Regions from separate parts of the Homo sapiens genome. Here region 1 is linked to region 2. Evidence: read pairs that join two places in POLR2A ChIA-PET (ENCODE). Cell type or tissue: HepG2. All regions are shown on one strand. Each heading gives the region's core, and the rest is flanking DNA. Links, peaks and the distances in the headings are about the cores only.

Region 1 (2,914 bases), core at 276-2,775, 140 kb before region 2:
GGCTACCAGCACAGCACTGCTTATCTTCCTATTCCCTGGGCTGGATGCGAGCTTCATGAGGGAGGGCGGGGCATCTCTGAAAGCCCATGTGTCTCCCACCAACAGCTCTTGACAGGCACCGCACTCAACAGGAACTTTAAGCTGAAGTTTAACTCGTGTGATGCAAGGGTCCCTGAAACTGGACGTGAGATGGGTAAGGTAGTGGAGTCATGAGAGAGGGGAGAGGCTCTGAACATTAAAAGTACCAAAAACTCACCCTTTTCTATTCCGGGTGTCAAAGACCACCAAGGACCCCACCACTCTTGTGGCCTCCCATTTTTTACCTTCCATGTTTGAAAAATGACAATAGTTAATACTTCCTGGATGCTGTGGTAGGTTAAAGATGGCCACACATTCTTTGCTACTCTTCTTGTTGGGATGTGGGGTCTGTGTCCCTTCTTGCTGAATTTGGAGAGGCTCTGTGGGCACTTGGCCAGTAGAAAATGGTGGAAGTGCTGCCATACTAGTTTCTGGGCCAGGCCTTAGGTGTCTGTGTCTGGCAGCTTCCACTTCCACTGCTGGGACTCCTGCTCTGGGAGCTTTGACCTTTGTAAGAAGTTTGACTACCCTGGGCTGGTCATCCTGAAGAGGCCACGTGTGGGTACTCTGATCAATATCCCAGCTAAGATCAGCCTTCCAGCTGTCCCCACCAATGCACCAGACATGTAAGTGAAGCTCCTTCAAACCAGCCAACTTACCTTCTAGACACAAAGGGACTGTCCTAGAGCCATGAGGAGCAGAACAGTTGCCCAACCCAGCCCTGCCCAGATTCCCAATCCATAAAATTGTGAGAGATAGTAGAATGGGGGTTGTCTTGGATCACTAAGCCTTGGAGTCATTTGTTACACAGCAGTGCTTACTTAACTTACTATGTTTCAGACACTGGGCTGGGCATTTTAGTTGCTTTATTCCAATTAATCTTTACACCATCTTCATGGAGCAAGCCTTATTATCATCTCCTTTTTACAGATGAGGCAATTGAGGCTTAGAGAGGTTGAGTGCTATGGAATGAATTGTGTCTCCCCCAGAATATGTATGCTGGAGCCCTCACCCCCAAATGTGGCTATATTTAGAGGTAGGGTCTTTAAAGAAGTAATTAAGGTTAAATGAGTCATAGATCATAAGGGTGGGGCCCTAATCTGATATGATTAGTGTCCTTAGAAGAAGAGGAAAAGAGCAGAAGTTCATATGCACAGAGAAAAGGCCATGAAGACAGTAAGAAGGCAAGCCAAAGGTGTAGGATAAACCAGCCCTGCTGACAACTTGATCTTGAACTTCCAGCCTCCAGATGAGAATACATTTCTGTTTAAGCCACCCAGTCCGTGATGTTTGTGACGGCAGCCTGAGCAGACTCACACACTGAGAGCATCCCAAGGTCATACCAATACAGCCCTAGACCCTCACAAGTAGGGGGCCCTACCCCGCACCCAGTACTGTAGAGGGCCCTTCTCTGGCCCTCCTCTGGCCTTGCCCCTCCCCACAGACTGAGGAGTCTGGTTGCTGTGGGATCATGTCTACTCAGGGCCTGAGACCTTCTGGGCCATATTTCATGTACCTGGGGCCCTGGAATTTTTTTTTTTTTTTTTTTAAGATACAGTCTTGTTCTGTTGCGTGCGCTGGAGTGCAGTGGTGTGATCATAGCTCACTTCAGCCTTGACCTCCTGGGCTCAAGTGATCCTCCCACTTCAACCTCCTGAGTAGCTGGGACCACAGGCACATGCCACCATGCCCAGCTAATTTAAAAAAAATTTTTTTATAGAGATAATGTCCCGTTATGTTGCCCAGGCTGGTCTGGAACTCCTGGGCTAAAGTAGTCCTCCCGCCTTGGCCTCACAAAGTTCTGGGATTATAGTCAGGAGCCACCATGCCCAGCCCAACCCTGGATTTTCTGCCCAAATGGTTAGGAGCCTCCTCCCAGGACCCATGTTGGTCTTGTTTCTAGGTGTGTCCCCCCAAAAGTGACCTGAGACTAGAGCAGGTAGGTGCAGGAGCTATCAAGTGGTAGCTCTTCGTGGACATGTGGATGGGACTTGGATTTCAGGCTGAGTATCTGTGTGCATGCACACAAGACCCCCTGCAATGCCAGACAGAATTGTTGTGGGACAGGTAAGAGGCCAGGCCATGGCCAGGGTGAACTCTTCTTAGACTGCCACACTCTGGAGTAGAACCGTGCAGAGCCCTAGAATCCTGAACTCAAATCCAGCCTCATGGGTCATATATGTCAAAGTAGGAGCATGGAACATATTTTATTGAACAGTTTGTTTGCTTGATTTATAGTGTTTAAATACTCAGACATATGGCACATGGGCCGCCATTTGGACCCGTGAGCTAGGCCTGCCTGCACAGCTGCCGTGACTGAGCCAGGGCCGGAGCCCAGGGCCACCACACGGGATCCCTCCAAGCTTATTGCCCAGAGAAGGGTAGAGATAGTGGGGCGGATGGGCTAAGAGGAGATGCAAATACTAGTGCTTTTAAGTCCACTATTAGCCAGGTGTGGTGGTGCACACCTGTAGTCCCAGCTACTTGGGAGGCTGAAGCAGGAGGATCACTTGAGTCCAGGAGTTCCAGGCTACAGTGAGCTATGATTGCACCACTGCAGAGTGAGACCCTGTCTCAAAACAAAAAATAAAAATTAAAAAATAAGAGTTCTGCTACCAGTGCTGTAGTATCTCAAACTCATTTCTAACTTGGACCAAAGACAAATGGCTGCAGAGCCTGGAGACCACTAGGATGCTGGATTTAGGGACTCCAGCTGCTCATGGGACCATCCAGGTGGGAGACAGCGTGGCTTCAGGGCCCCCTCCTGACCCCCTTCATGACGAGCCACTGACAGGCTGAGACAAGTGACAGGAGGAGGAGATGAGATGCCTGTCTT
Region 2 (2,914 bases), core at 36-2,535:
ACTGCATTCCAAGAAAAAGGAGTGGGAGGGGGGCCACACAGATAGTGGCCCTTTCCTGGAGAGATTTTTTACCCAATGCCCTCAGCATCAAAATGGTGACTTGTAACAAAGACAGAAAATAAATTGATATTAGGTAGAAAGTGATGGCTTGTAAGGGAAGGTAAATATTTAATTTTAAGTGACAGTGCCTAGGCAAGGAGGCACTCTCACTTAGCATATAGAAAATTAGTTCAGGGGCCTCCTAGGAGACTTTTCTTAGGCAGACAAATTCTGGCCGAGTCTCCTGAAGCAGACAACCAGACACCCCCAAAACCAGACGTGTGTGTCCTTTATGTGCATTCAGTAACATGTGTCTTCCACCTGTCAACAATGGGCAGCAACTTTAACTTATCAAGAACATTTTGTGATTTCTAACTTAGATTTTTTTGGCAAGACTAGAATACCTGCCCAGTCCCGAAACCTTTTCAGTTCCAAAGTATTGGAGTTCCAGTGTTCTTGGGTGGCATAAATTGCTTCCTACACCAGTGACTATTTACACAGCTCTGTTATTCTCCATATAACTTTTTTTTCTTTTTCTTTTTTCTCTTTTTTTTTGAGACAAAGTTTCGCTCTTGTTGCCCAGGCTGGAGTCCAATGGCGTGATCTTGGTTTACTGCAACTTCTACCTCCCGGGTTCAAGTGATTCTTCTGCCTCAGCCTCCCAAGTAGCTGGGATTACAGGCATGCGCCACCACACCCGGCTAATTTTGTATTTTTAGTAGAGACGGGGTTTCACCATGTTAGTCAGGCTGGTCTAGAAGTCCTGACCTCAGGTGATCTGCCCTCCTCGGCCTCCCAAAGTGCTAGGATTATAGGCATGAGCCACCGTGCCCGGCCTCCATATAACTTCGAAAGGATCATTGGGCAGTACTGGGGAATAATTTTTGAATTCTTGGTTGTACTTGTGGGCTCATCTTAGTATTAGTACTCTGTAAAGAATAATATAAAACCAAAGTTTAACTTTAAAGGAAGAAGCTGAATGATGGACAGCTACTTGATCTCTTTCTGGTCAGAAAGGAGGCCCACTAAGACTACTGGAAGTTACAGACTATTTATAGTGATAATGAATATCATCTGCTGACTCAAAAGTTGGAATAAAAGACCATCTTGAATTCAAATCTTTAATTCTCTATCCTGGGCAAGGTATAAGCAAACAAGGTCTGTTAGGGTATAAGCAAACAAGGTCTGTTAGGCTGTCTTGAGAGGAATTCCAAACTGGTGCCCTGTGTGAGCTGAACTTGGCCTTCACATGGAATTTGTTTCACTGACCTCATGTTATTAAGCAATTGAGTCACCTTTTAAAAGTGGAATTTTTTTTTTTTTTTTCACTAAAATCTAGATTTTTTGGGCTGGGCACAGTGGCTAATCCCTGTAATCCCAGCACTTTGGGAGGCCAAGGCGGGTGGATCGCTTGAGCCCAGGAGTTTGAGACCAGCCTGGGCAACATGGCAAAACCCCATCTCTATAAAGAATGCAAAAACTAGCCAGGCATGGTGGCATGTGCCTGTAGTCCTGGCTACTCAGGTGGCTGAAGCAGGAGAATCATTTGAACCTGGAAGGTGGAGGTTGCAGTGAGCCAAGATCATACTACACTCCAGCCTAGGCGACAGAGTGAGACTCTGTCTCATAATAAAAAACAAAAACAAAATCTAGATTTTTGGGTTCTCTGGGGGAAAATGGGAATTTCTGGCTACACTAGGTTGACTTTCTTGTGTGGCAGCCGTGGACTGTGTTTGTCCTCTCTAAGCTGGGCCTGTGCTCTCAGTGCCCAGCATCCTACCCCAATATATGTTATGTGCTTGGGTATTGGCAGTCCCTCAGGGTGCTGGGGGCTGTCCGGTGTGACCGGACTAGTCATCAGCTTGTCCCACGGAGCTGCTGTGTGGAGCAGTGGGAGAAGCACTGGTTGGGTGTTCTGATCCCTGGAGTGAGTGAGTGACTTTGGACATGACTTCTCCTCCCTGGGCTTCAGTTTTCTCCCTCCTATAAAATGAAACTAGGCCAGCTAGCTCCACCTTTCAGGCCACAAACCTCGGTTTATCCTTAACTCCTCGCCGTCTCATACCTGTACCCTGTACGCAGCAGGTCCCATCAGCTCTACCTTCCAGACAGAGCCAGTGTGACCATTCTCACCACTTCTGCCTTCTCCCTGGTCCAAACAGCTCTTACCTTTTGATTTTTTATTTCTGAGAGGGTCTTGTTCTATCACCCAGGCTGGAGTACAGTGGCGCAATCACTGCTCACTGCAGTTACAACATTGCAGGCTCAGTTAATCCTCCTGCCTCAGCCTCCTGGGTAGCTGGTACCACAAGTGCATGCTACCACACCCAGTGAATTTTTAGGTTTTTTTGTAGAAATGGTGTCTTGCCACGTTGCCCAGGCTAGTCTTGAACTCCTGGGCTAAAGGAGTCCTCCTGCCTTGGCCACCCAAAGTGCCAGGATTGTAGGCGTGAGCCAGCATGCCCAGCCTGCTCTCACCTCTGCCCCGGGTTATTTCTCTAGCCTCTGGTGGGCTCCCTGCCTTTGCCTATACCCCCTGCCTTCTAGTCTGTTGCCAGAGCAGACCATGTCACTCCTCTGTTCAAGACCCTCCTTGGTCAAGGTCTCCAGTGGCCTCTCAGGGCACTTTCGCTCTAGCTTCACTCCTACCATCTCCCTGTCCTCTGCTGCAGCCACGGTGGCCTCTGTTCCTCAGGCATGCTTCTGCCTCCGGGCCTTTGCGTCTACTTTGGCATATCCCTAAGAGCTTTTCCTTAGATGGCACATGGCTGGCTCCCTCATCTCCTTCAGGCCTGTTGGCTACCCTGTGTGGAGTGTCAGCCTCTGACGCTCTCCCACCCCCACTCCCTGCCCCCCTTCTCTGCATCACTTTCTC

The links. Peaks named below come from ENCODE experiments on the same cell type or tissue, not always from the same donor. Only the 100,000 strongest peaks of a DNase experiment are listed, where the experiment ranks them.
Region 1: POLR2A ChIA-PET joins it to region 2 with 5 read pairs; 8 of 35 experiments call an interaction of 5 or more read pairs at or near these places.

Annotation. Positions count from the first base shown.
Region 1 is chr20:17,817,859-17,820,772 of GRCh38, reverse strand. All of the region lies in intron 2 of LOC107985440 (a long non-coding RNA gene), which reads left to right. Among named protein-coding and RNA genes, the nearest start is that of BANF2, 120 kb to the right of the region's middle. In HepG2, for the core only: no CTCF peak of the experiment used is centred there; no DNase peak of the experiment used is centred there; H3K27me3 peaks cover 10 bases.
Region 2 is chr20:17,675,520-17,678,433 of GRCh38, reverse strand. All of the region lies in intron 2 of RRBP1 (ribosome binding protein 1), which reads left to right. Among named protein-coding and RNA genes, the nearest start is that of RRBP1, 5.3 kb to the left of the region's middle. In HepG2, for the core only: no CTCF peak of the experiment used is centred there; a DNase peak (open chromatin) is centred at 1,263.